Regions from separate parts of the Homo sapiens genome. Here regions 2, 3 and 4 are each linked to region 1. A link is an interaction called in ENCODE POLR2A ChIA-PET data of the cell type or tissue named here. Cell type or tissue: CD4-positive, alpha-beta T cell. All regions are shown on one strand. Region 1 has its middle 160 kb from the start of LINC01871. Region 2 overlaps LOC100506274 (a long non-coding RNA gene). Region 3 overlaps LOC100506274 (a long non-coding RNA gene). Region 4 overlaps ID2 (inhibitor of DNA binding 2).

Region 1 (4,000 bases):
AGAGCTCATCTCTTTTGTGTTTCTTTTTGAGGGCACTAATCTCATTCATGAGGACTGCAACCTCAGGGTCTGATCACCACTCTCAGGCCCCACCTCCTAAGACCATCACGTTAGGGATTAAGGCTTCAACCTATGAATTTTGAGGGGATACTGACTTTCAGTCGGTAGCATGTCTCTTTTGCAGAACATCCAAAGATTATTGATTATACGGGATCATACCTGGAAGGCAACATGCTGAACATAAACTCAGTAATTTACTAATGTAATCTGTATCTCTGCCCATGTCTGCTCTTTATTAATTTTCAGTGACTCAGCTGTGTGTATTTGATGTCTTAGCTCGTGTCAAAGAACGATGTATTTCAAAAGTCTTTCTCTTAAAAATGATTTGTTAAAAAGGAGAAATATTTCTGATGTTGAGCCTTTTCTTCACTTCTGGCTTCAGAGCAGTGAGATGTCCTCTTTTGGTGGCTCTATTAACAATTAACCTTCACATAAATGGCAGCCAACCTTCCCTTTGACACTGTAATTGTTCCATAATTCTGGCTTGAAAAAGACTATTTCATGATCGGCAGCAAACATTTGTTAAACCTCCATTAAGCACCAGGTTGAGAAACAATAAAAATGTACAATTCAGAGCCTACTCTGGGGAAGAACATGCTGGAGCCTTGGAGGCAGAGCAGCCTGGGTGCCAAAGGGAGAAGTCAGGTGAGGCCTCAGGGCCAGGAGAAATTTCACCCCTTTCAAAAATAGGCTCCAGAAGGGCTTCCTGGAAAGCACAGAGGGAAGAAACAGCACCAAGAATGGTGGATGGAGGAGACAGGACTGGAACGTGACGGGAAGGTAAAAAGAAAGTGGGAAAAGAGAAGAAAAAGGACACTTTTCGAGCATCTGCTACATGATGTTAGGATTTACATTTTTTTCCTAATGCAATCTTTAAAGCAAGTCTTATGAAGTGGGCATCATCATGCCCATTCTAAAGACAGAGACATTGAGGCTGATCACTTACTCAATGCCTCACGGCTAGTAAGTGTCCAAGCTATGAGTTCCTGTTCTCTTTGCCTTTCAAGCCGTGGCTTTTGCAATGTGTAATTTTTCTGATCTTTGACCTCTTAAACCACATTACCTACATATCCCTTACAACCTCCCTTGACTGTTGTAAGCCTAAAATGAGAAGTGAGTGTGTGTAACCTCTCAGCTGCAGAGTCTCCACACTGGGCACTCCTTTCTGCCCTTGCACATGCTCTTCCCTCTGCGTGAAAATGGCCACACTGCCCAAGGTAATTTATAGATTCAATGCCATCCCCATCAAGCTACCAATTGGAAAAAACTACTTTAAAGTTCATATGGAACCAAAAAAGAGCCCACATTGCCAAGTCAATCCTAAGCCGAAAGAACAAAGCTGGAGGCATCACGCTACCTGACTTCAAACTATACTACAAGGCTACAGTAACCAAAACAGCACGGTACTGGTACCAAAACAGAGATATAGACCAATGGAACAGGACAGAGCCCTCAGAAATAACACCACACATCTACAACCATCTGATCTTTGACAAACCTGACAAAAACAAGAAATGGGGAAAGGATTCCCTATTTAATAAATGGTGCTGGGAAAACTGGCTAGCCATATGTAGAAAGCTGAAACTGGATCCCTTCCTTGCACCTTATACAAAAATTAATCCAAGATGGACTAAAGACTTAAATCTTCCCTCTGCTTAGAATGCTCCTGTACCTGTTGGCAGTACATGCCAGTTCATGCAGGCTGCAGACACTCTCAGCAACAACATTTGCACGGAAGGGAAAGGACTCTTTGAAAGTTATATGCCATCTTAGATACATTCCTGGCTGTTATCATAGAACGAGTTAAAGCATATCAGTATTTGTAACTCAGCAATACATGCTTTTGTATACTTTGAATGAGAATTTACCATATCTTTTTAAAAGAATCCAATATACATTCTGATTTATCATCTGCCATTGCCCGTTTGTCTTATCTCCCTTTCTGAAATATCCTTTCAAGATGGAAAGTACAGCTGATTACAGAAGGTGTGTTTATAACTTGGTGACAGAGAAAGGAAAGTCAGGCGAGCACTATTGAATCAGATAGTTGGGGGTTTTATTGTGTTCTCTGAGCTACTTTTAATAAACTTTCTTGATACTCAGTAAAAGGATGTGGTCTCCATCAAAAGCTCTTTTCGGTAACCAAATCAACAAGAGGAGAAAAACACACCTACACAGTCCCAGGTGCAGCTGAACTGTGGAGAACTTTGTGAGGGTGCAGGGTGCCTCTGCTCCCACCAGCTCTGAGGGGCTCCCTGGGACCGGCAGCTCACATCTCACACAAAGTCACAGGTGTGTGGCAGCAGCGAGCTTCTTTCAGCTACAAGTTCAGAGGAAAGAGAGTGCACTGCCCTGTGCTCTCCCAACTTAGAATTGCAGCTGTCTTCCAGCTAACACTTTTCTATGCCCACCTCAATCTCAAAGCACTGGCCAAAGTCCAAGTATACTGAGCAGCCCCGAATTCATCTGCCAAATGCCCATCCATCCTCTTAGCCAGTCAAGCATTTGTAGGGACAGGGGTGTAGAGAGGAGGCTGGTTTGGAAAATGAGGCATCGGCTTGGGGTGATGGAGGAGAAGCACATATGACTCTTGCCCAAGGATGGGCAGGACCTCCTTTGCTTGGGGCCATTCCCCGCATTCTCTCATTGAGGTTAAAGAGAAGACACATGTCCTCCTGCCAGAGTCCCATGTTCAATAAATAAAACATGGCTGAGAGACAGGGTGTGGCTCCTGGGAGACTGCTGCTCATTTCTCTTTAGAAAACCCCCCACTGCCGACAACTTTTCTTTCTGTCTCGGAATTCTTCATGCATGTTTTGATGCATCTTTAATTCTATACATGTTATAGTCAAGGTACTTTGGTAGACCCCATGACATGTCAAAATATTGTTTGTCTTTGTCTTAAAGTTGTTATACCTCAGTTTCTTTACCATATAAGAGTGAGCATTTATCTTTATTTATTTTAAGGAGTTATTCAAAGTTATTACATAGATGAAAAGTCAGACAAGCAGGGAGCATGTCTGTTTGGTTGGCCTCTGCTTCATCAGTTCCTAGCTCAGTGCTATGCAAGAAAATACACAACTAATAGATAACTATTCTCTGGTCTGTAGTAGCAGTGATTTAAAAAACAACAGAAAAAGGCTACTCTAGTGTGAAGTGTCAACTCTAATACATTCATTGGCACACTCTGGGTGCTTTCACATATATGACTTCCTTTAGGCTTCATGGTCACTCTGAGAAGTAGGTCTTATGATAGTCGTTTGACAGAGAAATGGGGACTAAGAGAGTTTAAGTGACTCCACAAAAGGCTCAACATTTGTGTTGCAGCCAGAGTTTCAACCCAGACCCTTAAATCTAAGCCCGATGCTGTTCCACCAAGCCATCGTTCTCTTCCAATAGTGAGAAATATACTCTAGCCGGCAGGGTGCGGTGGCTCACGCCTGTAATCCCAGCACTTTGGGAGGTCGAAGCGGGGGGATCATCTGAGGTCGGGAGTTTGAGAACAGCCTGACCAACGTGGAGAAACCCCATGCCTACTGAAAATACAAAATTAGCCAGGCGTGGTGGCACGTGCCTGTAATCTCAGCTACTTGGGAGGCTGAGGCAGGAGAATTGTTTGAACCTGGGAGGCAGAAGTCATGGTGAGCCGAGATTGCACCATTGCACTCCAGCCTGGGCAACAAGAGCAAAACTCCATCTCAAAAAAAGAAAAAAAAAAAAAGAAATATACACTAGTCCACAGGAGGTAAGCACTGCTGGGCTATTCTCTTCACTCTCAGCCAACATGCCTAGTGGAATTCCACTGAGCTGGGGCCTGGCCAATTTGTCCCACACGTATGAGTGATGTTGCCATGCTGGGGGCTATACCTACATTGTTTCATTCTTCTTCAGAATAACTCTTCAAGGTGCCATCACAGCTGGGGCCATCAAAGCTGAACTG
Region 2 (4,000 bases), 140 kb before region 1:
GCCTGTAATCCTAGCTACTTGGGAGGCTGAGGCAGGAGAATTGCTTGAACCCGGGAGGCACAGATTATGGTGAGCCGAGATCATGCCATTGCACTTCAGCCTGGGCAACAAGAACAAAACTCCATTTCAAAAAAGAAAAGAAAAGAAAAAATGTTGCTACCTATGTAGACACCATTGCATACGCGAATGTGGAAGTAGAGACAGAGGTAGGAAGAGGGACAGGGAGAGGGACAAAGAGAGAGAGAGAGAAAGAGAGAGAGAGAGAGAGGTACATTTGGCAAGTTATTTAACATTTCCACGTCACAGTTTCCTTATCTAGAGGATTAATGATGGCTCCTTCTTCATAGTGCTATTATGATAATTAAATGAGTTAATATTTGTAAACTTCTATGACCAATGTCTGGAACATAATAACCACTCTGTAAATGTGGTTAACACACATGCACATATGCTTTCAATATATAGGTTTGCAACTTGCAGTTTTTCACTGAAGATTATGTCTTAGATCTCCTTATATGACGGTACACACAAATATAGCATAATTTTGTAACAGTTACATAGATTGCATGGTGTTATATGGATGGACTCTACATTATTTAATATTATTCTTTGGCTGGGCAATCGCATTGTCTTCAAAGTTAGTATTTTAAATACTGCAATAAATAATGCAGTGAATACAAGTATTTGTACTTGCATGAGTAGAAAAAAATTGTAGAATAAAAAGTCAGACTGTTGAGACAGGGGATGCAGATTTGCAGACACGAACAATAACATCAGATTTCTACTCTCAGGCTGCCCCATTTATACCCACACCAGCAGCACATGAGAAAACCCACTCCCTTCACAGTCACAAAAGTTGGGTAGTACAAACTCATAAAAACCTTTACTAACGTGAGGTCTTGAAGAATAACAGCTTGATTTTATTTTAATTCCAGACAGAATTCTATCACAGGAAAGTTAGAAAGCAGGTATTATCAGCCTTTTATCTGGACAGTAGTAAATATCAATATCTAAACTGTAAGGTTGCCATGAGCTGAAACATGAAATGGGGTATTTAAATAAAGTTCTTAAGATTAGCATTCCTTTGCGGAGACTGCCAAACCCAAATCATCTAATGTTGGCATCACTATTAATAACATATTTTTCCTTGAACCAATTGCTTCTTGGGGATAGGCAGATGATAGATAGATGGATAGATAAGCAGATAAACAGATCGATAGCTATATAATACAGATATAGCTTATAGACGAATAGATAGATGAATGTGGGCAGAGATAATACGTAGATAGGTAGATGCCTAGCTTGGTAAATGATAATCAATAGAAATAGAGGCAGATAGAGATACAGAAATAGACATAGATAGGGGTAGATCTATGAAATCCTCTTAACATTTGCTTCTGTGAAGAAACTTTCAGGCTCTACTGAATGATGCTTTACTGTACCTCGAATTTAAATGATGCGATGTATATGATATCTGCGATGCATACAAAGACAGGGTCCCCTTGGACACAGGTCACCCTGGCTCACCCCACCAGGTCTGCCACGGACAAGCTGACCGCCTGCATATTCACTTTCTCCTCTCTGAATTTAATTTCTTCATTTATAAAACAAGGAACATAACATGTATAGCAAAGTGAAGTAGTGAAGATTGACAAAATAAAATAAAGGAAGCATATCATCGAGTTTATGGTAAGCACATGAGAAAGATCACCCTGTTTTATTCCTAAGTTACAGACACGGCTCACAGGCTTAAGCGTCTTGCTGTAGGTCATACGGCAGGTTAATGACAACACTGGGGCAAGAACACAGGTTACGCTCGTCCTGGGGAAGGCTCCCACACCAAGCTACACACTTCTGCAATGCTGTTCCAGATGTGAAAATCCGCTAAGACAAATAGGTACGTTTCTTGCCTCTGCCCTTCTGAGTCTAGCAGTTGAGAATACAACTATCTGCAAACCAATCTTGCAATTTCAAGCCAACATAATATTTGGGGTAATTATATTTACATAAAATTTTAATGACTATAATTAAAATGGATAATCCAAATTCTAATAATTATATTATAATTAACTAAAAATCTTATTCAAAAGCAAATATGCCAGGAAGACTTTCATCAGATGAGGAAGGTGCATGGCTCTAGGTTAAAAGCACGACTTCCGAATCAAACTTGATGAACACATCTGCTTCTTTATGTCTAAACACATACAGAGCATTACCACTCACTAGAAGGAAGACTAGACAATGAGACTTTGCTTTTCATCTAAAACTTTTCCTTTAACACCCGGGTCAGGTTTTCAGTCCGAATGAGCTTCAATGCATCCCTGGGGAATTGTCTCTTGGTATTAGTCGGATTGAACACTAGATGGCACTGTGTTGCAACAAAATTTGGATTTTGAATGCATTTTTGTGTGGCTGTAATTAAGGTGTTGCTTGGGGTGGGGAGAGGTGAAATGTCTTTAGAAATAGTCTTCCTCAGTGGTCTCTTAAATATCCATTTGGACCAAATATTCTAAGGTTTATCTATCACCTATGCAGCTTTATTTCAAATGAGCATGCACATAAGAGATGTGTCTATTTTATGTATCAGTGGTTTCAAAAGTCATATTCGAATACCCATTTTTTCATGGCTTTGTGTCATGAGATGGAGAGCAAAGCAAACTGAAAGCGGTGAGGCAATGTGTCCAGCTCTCCTTTCAGCCTGGGCTCTCACCGGACTTCTGGACTTATCGCACTGATGCTGAATGTCTCCACCCACAGGCCCCACAGGCATCACAGACCCATCATCTGGGACATCTTATCACCAGCCTTCCAATCTCCCTAATATCTAGCCATTGGCAAGGCTATAAAGCCAATTTTGTGATATAAAATATTTTCGTGATTTATTTGACTTTTTTTGCCCCTCAATTATCACACCCAGTGAGTCATCAAGACTTGATTTTAGTTCATCATTACCTCCAAAACCCAAGCAAGCTGCTTGGTATATATGACCGAGTGCAGTGGAATCACTGTCATATTTCTTCTTTGCCTTTGACATCTTCTATTTTACAGCCCCAAGTCATTGTAAGTACTCCCATCCCTGCCTGGAAAGACAGGGACGGACGTAGCTCTTTCTCTAGCTCCCTGTAGCTCTTTCTCTAGCCAGCAAATTTTTTGTTTAAAACCTAACTCCAAAGTTCCTTCATCTGTGCATTCTTCCACATAGCTCCTCCCAACTTTGCGCATCCTGCATTCTAATGATTTCTTTGTATTTCTACTTTCCCTTTAGGTCACAAAAACACCATGGGAAACGATGATGTCTTTTCCTTTTTGTTATCTTGATAAAGCTTCATACATGGTAAGGAAGAGAAGGTATAAATGGCATTTTTGTAAGACATATAATATTTTCCTCTAATTTGGAATTTATTAATTAAAATTTAACAGAATGATAAAATGGAAATTTCAGTTGAGGAACTAATAAATCAACAGATGTCTTACTCCACAACGAGGTGCAAGATCTTGAGGCTGGATTTAGAAAGAGGAAGAGAAGACCAATTGCACAGCTCATCACCCCTCACCCATCTGATGATATGAAAGGTTTGAAGGAAGCCAGAGCTGGAGCAAGATTTTCCTCAGATGAGTTTTGATGAACTACAAAGAATGAAGATGCTCTCCCTTGTCATCCCCAGTCAAAGAAAAGGCACTTTAAAGAAATCACTCACGAGCCAGATATTGTGGTTGTATTTTGGTGGACACAGTGAAGTCACGTCTGGCTCGCTCCGCAAATACTGGGAGGGTGAGAAGTGGGAGGCAGCCGTGGGACCGCTGAGTGGAGGAGGCTGACCTTTGAGGAAGCACGTGGGATTTTTCCCCGCGGAACAGACGTGAGCCATGAACACGGGAGCAAAAGTGTGCTAGAGTAACTCCCGTCAAAGAGAGACCCTTACTAGGGCAAGAAGACCTTGATCAAAGCATACCCAGATGCCGAGGTTCTGAGGAAGGAAATAAGTGACCACCAGGCATG
Region 3 (4,000 bases), 120 kb before region 1:
ACAGGAATCCCCCCAGGAATAAAATGCAAATTTGCGTGGGTATTGCAAGGTCCTTAGAAGTTAGTATTGACTCCTTCATAATCCTCTGGCCCTACCCATCATTAATAGAGCCTTCCATTAACAGCATCTCCCCGCCTAAGCATGCTGGGTCCCACCTCGCGACCACCCCTTACTCTAACTGGACCCACACAGAAATTTTTCAAGCTCCTAGAATGTTCCAGGGTCTCTGGCTTCCGAATCTATCACCTACAGTTCTATCTGCCCAGAACTCTCTGCCTCCCCAATTCACTCTCACCAAGCTAGCTGTTTCCTGATTAAAATTGCTTTCTTCATGACAAAACCCTGTACTCCAGATCCCCCAGTCTGGATCAGGCACCCCTGCTGGGTCTCCTCCCTAGGAGCCTTCACCTTAGTCCCTGCCGTTACCTGAGTCTCATCGCCCTCGTGGTGCTCTCAAATGCTCCCTCCACAGTCTGGGAGGTTTTCACTGGGGACTATCCTGGAAAAGGCGTAACATGTGATTCTAAGAGGTGACAGTGAGCACCCACATGTCATCTCAAACTGCTGAGAACAGGGAAGGCAGGTGAAGGTCCCGCTTCTATTGTTTTGTAACAACATAAAAGCACAGTTTATTTCCTACATAAATTTTATTTTCTAAAGAGGCCTTGGGTACTGAGATGTGAGATGGACTTCACGGAGAGCTGGCTGCATCACGAGCCCCAAAGGGTAAGAATCAGGCCTGGGACAGAGCACTCACACACATACCGTGTGCTCACAGGTAAGGGCAGGAGTGCGCAGCAAAGAAAGCTTCACATGGCTCCCATGTAACCTGACTTTTATCTCTGCTTTCACAGAATGAGGCATAAAACTACCAGCTAGGCACTCGCCTTCCTTTCTATTTAAATTTGCTGTATTGGAATGCGTTTCTATGTCTCACCTAAGTTATTGTCTCATAGTGCTTGGATAAACTTTGTTTTCCATTATCTTCCTAAAAATAAACTTCTTGAAATACTGTGTGTTAAATCATCTCAACTTACATCTGAGGTAATCAGGCTTTTGGTAAATTCATGAAGTATTTGTTCCAAGTGTTGGAAATTCACCCTTGAAGTCTCATCTCTGAGTGAAATGTCTGCCTTAGAGAATAACAATGATCACAGCACCCCAGGACTTCTCCTGTGTCAGTGGTTCTCCTCCCTCACCATCTAAGGGGAGGGGGAGAGAAACACCTGCTCTCTCATGGCAGCTCCACACCCCTCCCCACATCTGACTTCCTCCTTGGTGGAGAATTACTGAGCATTCCTGTTAAGAATACAGCACATCTGACAAATAGATTGAATTGAAAAATGTATAAAATCATCTAATTGTTAATTGGAGAACTAGGTAAAATCCTTAATATGTAGAGAAATTTAAACATACTTTTATAGGTTTATATGTATTTGGACAAAGATTTTTTTGTTTTTCTCCAGGCTAAAACACCCATAACCATCATCTTTGGTGAGGAGAAAAGACAGATATTTTAAAAAAATTTGTGTGATGAGAATTTATTTATTCAAATATTGTTTTTTTCTTATTTTCAATCTTCATTTTTTCCCTAAAGATAAATACCCATCACTGTATACATCTACTTCTTGGAATTTGCAAGGGAACCAGTCAACAGATTTTTCAAGCCTTATAAGTTTATCTGCCTGAGAAGTTCACCAGCTACATAACATCCTGGACTCTGGAGCCCAAGAGATGTGTAGTTTCCATTTTGGAGCCATTTTCTTTGATAAATAAGTAGTGAGGCTGCCATTCTTGTCAAAGTTGAGGACCACAACCTTACTCATGAAACTGAAAGATTGTTTGTTATGAGGAGTTCTGTTTGAGCCATACAAGCAATATATCCTTTTTAAAGAAATGTATCCGGAATCTTAGGTGTTCATTGCTCCAAGCCATGTGCAGAATAAAAAGAAAACAAAAAACAAAAAACAGGAAGTGTGAATATTTTTGACCAATACAGTGATTACACTCCATTCCCCAAAAGATTGCCTACAAATGTGTCTAAGCTAGAAATCATCTACAGTCCATACTACGGGGTGGATCAATGGTGATTTCATCAGCACCAGCCCAGCTGCTCCATGACAGAGAGGCCTGCATGCCGCCCTCCATCTTCCACCTGTCCACGGCTGACACACGGTGGGAAAGGGTTTTGCTGACATTGGTGATCTGAGCTGAAAATGTGAAGCCACCTTTTGGCATATAATTCATATTGGTTTTTCAATCATTTGTGTCTGTGTGTTTTCTTTTTGTTGCATTTTTTTTCCCTTCTTAAGAAACTCGTCATGTGGTATTGAAGGTGACCTGACTATGGCAAAGAGCATGTTCTGTGTGGTTTGCCTTTCCACCCACGCACAACACACTTTGCAGACTTGACAGGGATGGATCAGCCCCACAGAAGAGAAAACAGAAAACCAAAAAATACCCCTCCTCTGAAAAATACCCCCGGTGTGAAACTCTTTCTGAGAAAGACTGGCCCTTTTCTTTAATGTAAAAAAATATATATAACAAAAATAGATTTCTTCTCAAGACTCTTGTTTATTCAGATGATATCAATTCTGTTTCCAGCACAACATGTTGTAGCTGCTACTCAGAGATTTTTAGAAAGTCAGATCAACGCGACTGCAATGGGTTTTTGCCGTGAGTGAGCTGTGCTTCTCACTTGCTTACTAGAAGGTAAATGCGTAATTATACAGCACACTCACGGAACAGCAGTGAACTTTATGGGCGTATTTCTAAAACAGTCTGTTTACATCAACGGTGCTATACAAGTAACAAATAATAATAACAGTGTGAAGAAAATTAGCTCCTTAGGATGCATAACAGTTAATATGTAGCTCTGTATAATTAATATCCTGCAATTTAATGTGTTACTCATTTTCTTTTTTCCCTTCCCCTTTACTAGGAAGAAAGAAACAGAATTTGTTTAATTAAATATGGCATTTTCACAGTAGTATCAAGCCATAATATATCAGGCTGAATTAATCTGATTTCCTACCCCATCAACTTGACATTGGGCATCAGTTTATGCCCGACTTCCACTATACCCACTTAGAATATGTAAATGTTGTCACCTCCTCATTGTTATTTCTATCTCCATGCCTAACAAATGTGTAGAGAGTTCTCTCCTCTTTCAAATAATTGTATATACATTTAATCAGTGGTTTTCAACTGGGGCCAATTTTGCTCTTCCAGGGGACATTTGGCGAAGTCTGGAGACATCTTTGGCTGCTATAACTAGGGAAGGAGGGAGTTCTATTAGCGTCTGGTGGGGAAAGGCCAGGGACCCCTGCCATGCCCAGGCACACCTCCACAGCAACTATTCAGCTCAAAGTGTCAGTAGCATTGAGGTTGAGATCCCCTGCATTAGCTCCTTGATCTTTAAAACCATCCTCCAAGGTAGGGATTGTTATCAGTCTCCTCATTTTATGCATGAAATTAAACAAAACAAAACTTAGGCCCAGATGAGCCAAGAGATTTGTATCCAGGATAATCACAGGGCACAAAGTGAAGGACTTGGGTCTTGAATTCAGGACTCGAGTCTAAATCCTTCCACACTTGCCCCAGCCTTTTTTTTTTTCTTGCATTAGTCCTGCTTGCATAAGGCACTTTTGTTTACTGTAGCTGGCAACATATGTGCTCTACAGAAGTGTGTGGGGGCACATGTATTTTCCTGACATTCACACTCTTATTCTAGCAAACAGTTCCTAGGAGGCAAACAAGTCTGACTTGAGGCAAAATTGTGAGAAAAAGCCAAGCCCATCTTTGCGCTTGTGTCCTCCTGTGTTTGTCAGTGCTGCCCCCAACGAAGTGGCCACCCTAGAGAGTCCACTGCTGTGTGTTCTCATTCTTTCCTGGCCAGGGATACTTAACCCCACCCATCAATGCATCTCACTTGTAAAATGTATACCAGACCCATATTGCAGCTAATCAACGAGCCAGGCGGAAAGATGGTATGCTCAGA
Region 4 (4,000 bases), 1.1 Mb after region 1:
TCAAATTTATGTAGACTGTATAAGATTATAATAAAACATGTCTGAAGTCAATACCTGAATTCCGAGTGGTTTTTAAGATCTCTGGCATTCACTAGCTCTTTTCTCTCCCTGTCTCCCCCTCTCGGCCCCCCCCCCCACACACACACACACACATTGTTTTCTTTATCCCCTTCTCCTTCATCCCCCCACCAGCAGCACCCCTGAAGCTTTTACTTGTGTACAGAGAATCTTATCAGATGTGTGGTAAGGCAGAGGGCTGAGTTGACAGGGACTGGGGAGGCTTTGAGCACAGAAGTGCCTCGAGTCCTTAAGAGAAAGCTTGGTTCTGTGCCTCAGGGCTGAGTTTAAAGCCAAGAATGAGTTGAGTCTGGGAGTGTGGAAGCACTACCTGTCTGAGTGGGCGTTAAGACGCTTCTCTGGAGTAAATGAAAGTTAATCAGGAGAAGAAAAGAGGCTGTACAGAATTCAGAACATGATTTCAGGTTTAAGGGAAGGCAGAAACACCCGAGGGTTACTGTTTGCACAGGGAACTAAGCTGTCACCTGGCCCCGGGCTCCTGAGGCCTCCTTGGCTTCGCCTGCGTCCACACCTGTAGCCCCCCCGCCACACCCCACCCACCTCCGGGCCTCCGGAGACGGGGCTGGGCCGGGCGCATTTTCCCGGACTTTTCGATCGCCCTCAGCCTTGACTGCCGCCCTGGACTGGAAGGAAGAGGCAGCGGGCAGAAGCCTTTCCCAGCCAAAGACCGCGGGTGGCCACGTGCTCAAGACTGGTCTGCGTTTTCAGTCCCGGGGCGCGAGGTGGGCTGGGAGGCTCTGGAAGGCGGGTCCCAGGTGGACGCGAACCGGGGGAGGAAGGGATCCGGGCGGGGCAGCAGCTCACCTGGGGCGGAACAGGTGTTCGGGCGGCGCCACCGAGGAGTCCGCGCGTCTCCCCGCCCTGACCCCCGATCGCTCCCCGCGGGCGCTGGCGCTGGAGGAGGGCGGGGGCCGTGGAGCCGCGGCCGCCCGGATCGCCCTGCGGACCCGCGCCGGGGACTGGGCTCTGCCGGGGCCAGCGCGGGGCGGTCGTGTGGTTGATCATCATACCCGGAGGAAGCCCTGAGGGCCGTAGGGGCGTCTTCCCCGTCGCAGGCTACCCGCGGACCTGGCCCCCAGGTCCCCGCCACCTGTCGCCAGCCGCGGCCCCGGCCGACCTCTGCGCGGCGGGGAGGGAAGCGCGCTCTGGTCCCAACCCGACCCCCGCCTCGCCTCCGGGAGAGGCGCAGACGCCGGCCGCACGCTCGCCCCCCAGCCACGGGGACCCGCGCGTAGTCCGCTCGGACGGCCCTGGGGAGCGTCCCCGGACGGAAGCAGTGCGGGCGGGACTGTGGGGCGGCCCGGGCCCTTTCGAGCCCCTGCCGGGCACCGCTGGCGACGTTGGCCCCGGGACCCCTGGAGCCGCAGCCGAGGCGCAGCAGCCCCTCTCGGAGGCGACTTCCCGCGGCGCCAGCCGCGCTGCCCGACTCCGGCCGTGGAGCCCGGGCGCCACCTGCTGGCCGACACGAGGACGGCGGCTCTCGCGCGGGGCCTGGTGGGCCTGGGGCCCGGGCACTGGGAACCCGAGGAGCAATCCGTGGGGTGGAGGAGGTCCCGGGAGAAAACGCCAGGGAGTGCGGCCTTTCCAAATGAGTGCTGCTCCAGCATGTGTACAGCCGTTTCCACGTGTGGATCTCATGTAATCTTTGCTACTGCATAGCATAGACAGGATCCCCTTTTGCAAATTAGTAGTTGCTGCCAACCTCTATGCTAGGTGCTGTCCCAGAGATTTTTAAAAAGATCAGACAGGATCCTAGTCTCAAAGAGACTATGCTTGGATTGTGGGGATAAATGAATTGTGAAGTCACATGAAAGCCAGAATGCTTTCCCTTCTCTTTCCTGGATGTTTTGTTAAATTTTGTTTTAATTTTTCTGAACTGCTTAATAACTATTAACCAAGAACGCCAGTGTTAGTTAAAGCAGTGGGAGGTGGGAGTCGGCCTCCTTTTCTTATTCCAAATCCTAATGAGAATCGATCACATTTCTTCCATTTAGTAGGATGTGACTGTAGGCTTCTGTTGTAATAGATACTGTTTCTCAATTTTTGGAAGAGCCTTTCAATTGCTAGGCTTGTTGGAAGGGGTTTTTTTTTTTTTTTTTTTTTGAGAATTTTAAATCATAATTCGTGAGTCAATTGGTAAAATACTTTTGACTGCATTTACTGATATTATTTTTGTCTGGTGGATTACACTGATATTTCTGATACTGAACTAGCCATGCATTTCTGAAATAACTCCTACGTGAACATCATATATTATTACTTTTTATATCCACCGTGGATTCTGTTAGCCAATATTTTATTTTTGAAAATGAAATGGAACTGTGATTTACTTTCTTGTGTTGTCTGTAACTGGTTTTTGAATCAAGATCATACTAACCTCAAGCAATAAATGTACAGGTCAGTTTACATTTAATTTTAGCGTTCAAAGCCATGAGTGCATCCCTGAAGGTCGGCTAACGTGTAGTCTGTCTATTTCAGAGGTGAGCATTGAGTAGCCAACAGCACACAACCAGGCAGTGGGCAGACGAACTCAGTCCAGCGCTTTTTCAGGAACATAAAAAGGACTTTCAAGTAGAGGGTGAAGATGTAGACTCTAATAGAAAATAATATTCTTGTCAATAAGGAGCTGCTTTATAGAGCTTTTAAAATCCACAGCTAATAATTTGTGCGGCTCTCTGCAGGGCAGGTGCAGAGCCATCCCAATCCCCTTCAGCTTGACACCCCATACATCCTTCCAATTTTTGATGCATTTTGCTACCGGAAAAGGGGTTTCAGACTTTGAGTGTCTTTCTGGATGCTGATCCAGAAAAGGTGTTGGATGTTTTTCTATTTCATCATAAAGATACTTTGAAGACCAGGGGCAGTGGCTCACGCCTGTAATCCCAGCACTTTGGGAGGCCAAGGTGGGTGCATCGCTTGAGCCCTGGAGTTCAAGACCAGCCTGGGCAACATGGCAAAACCCCATCTCTACTAAAAATACAAAAGTTAGTTGGGTGTGGTAGTGCACGCCTGTAGTCCCAGCTACTCAGGAGGCTGAGGTGGGAGGATCTCTTGAGCCCAGGAGGTCAAGGCTGCATGATTGTGCCACTGCACTGCAGCCTGAGTGACAGAGCGAGACCCTGTCTCAGAAAACTAATTAATTAATTAATTTAATTAAAGATAATTTGAGTCAGAGGCAGCATAAGTTGAGAAGCTCAACAACATGTGTTTTGTTTATTGCTGACTAAAGTAGGCATTATGAGGAGCACCGCCTGAGACTGTAAGGAAGGAAGGAGATTTTCCAGAGGCCCTGAAGGAAGATGCAACAGAAGGACAGTGGGAAGAGCATGCACACATTTGTGGCAGTCCTGAGTGAGGGCACCAATCCCAGTAAACTAGGGCATTGGCCAAACAGGAATTACAGACAAGTTTTTACAACCCTGTGAAGCAGGGCATTGAAACTGATACTACCACCCAGGATCCTGGAAGGCCTGAAATGTCGGTTATTGATTAGAAAAAAATAATACTCATTAGCTCAGGAAGATCATAAGGAAGCTTGTGTGTGAACCTGAGCTCAAGAGGGAAATGAAAATCTCCTCCGAAAATTTTTACCCATAAACATGCCCTTATGGGCAATGGAGATTCAAATATGTACTACCCACTTGGTTTGAGAAATTTTGATGCTGAGAAATTAACACAAAAATGGGTTTCTGGCTGGTGATACCCCTGGAGTGCTTGGAAGTGGCACATGCAAAGCTTCTTCTCTGGAGAGAAAATTTCTCAATACAGACTACACAGAATTCTCACATTTTCACGGTTGGGTGAAAGTCAGTTTATAATTCAAAAATTTTAAAAACACTGAAAACAATTTACCATGAGAGAATCAGTAGCTAAAATGAAGAGAAAGATTAGAAACAAAAGATCTAAAATGGCTATAAAGTAA

What was found. ChIA-PET counts read pairs that join two places held together with the same protein. Peaks named below come from ENCODE experiments on the same cell type or tissue, not always from the same donor. Only the 100,000 strongest peaks of a DNase experiment are listed, where the experiment ranks them.
Region 2: POLR2A ChIA-PET joins it to region 1 with 32 read pairs; 6 of 35 experiments call an interaction of 5 or more read pairs at or near these places.
Region 3: POLR2A ChIA-PET joins it to region 1 with 24 read pairs; 5 of 35 experiments call an interaction of 5 or more read pairs at or near these places.
Region 4: POLR2A ChIA-PET joins it to region 1 with 10 read pairs; 8 of 35 experiments call an interaction of 5 or more read pairs at or near these places.

The regions. Positions count from the first base shown.
Region 1 is chr2:7,565,573-7,569,572 of GRCh38, forward strand. No RefSeq gene overlaps it. Among named protein-coding and RNA genes, the nearest start is that of LINC01871, 160 kb to the right of the region's middle. In CD4-positive, alpha-beta T cell, a CTCF peak has its summit at 2,329; a DNase peak (open chromatin) is centred at 2,289; H3K27ac peaks cover 1,884 bases.
Region 2 is chr2:7,425,123-7,429,122 of GRCh38, forward strand. It overlaps LOC100506274 (a long non-coding RNA gene), which reads left to right. Exons shown (of 6, transcript NR_038432.1): 2 at 1,729-1,897; 3 at 3,266-3,334. Among named protein-coding and RNA genes, the nearest start is that of LINC01871, 300 kb to the right of the region's middle. In CD4-positive, alpha-beta T cell, CTCF peaks have their summits at 2,346 (motif pointing right) and 2,551; a DNase peak (open chromatin) is centred at 2,369.
Region 3 is chr2:7,448,287-7,452,286 of GRCh38, forward strand. It overlaps LOC100506274 (a long non-coding RNA gene), which reads left to right. Exons shown (of 6, transcript NR_038432.1): 6 at 1,598-1,968. Among named protein-coding and RNA genes, the nearest start is that of LINC01871, 280 kb to the right of the region's middle. In CD4-positive, alpha-beta T cell, no CTCF peak of the experiment used is centred here; DNase peaks (open chromatin) are centred at 2,385 and 2,675; H3K27ac peaks cover 3,237 bases.
Region 4 is chr2:8,684,403-8,688,402 of GRCh38, forward strand. ID2 (inhibitor of DNA binding 2) reads left to right here. Exons shown (of 3, transcript NM_002166.5): 3 at 1-59. Among named protein-coding and RNA genes, the nearest start is that of ID2, 4.3 kb to the left of the region's middle. RefSeq lists enhancers at 176-966, 967-1,756 and silencers at 1,261-1,320, 1,341-1,560. In CD4-positive, alpha-beta T cell, CTCF peaks have their summits at 1,591 and 1,798; DNase peaks (open chromatin) are centred at 289, 939 and 1,519; H3K4me3 peaks cover 1,506 bases; H3K27ac peaks cover 726 bases.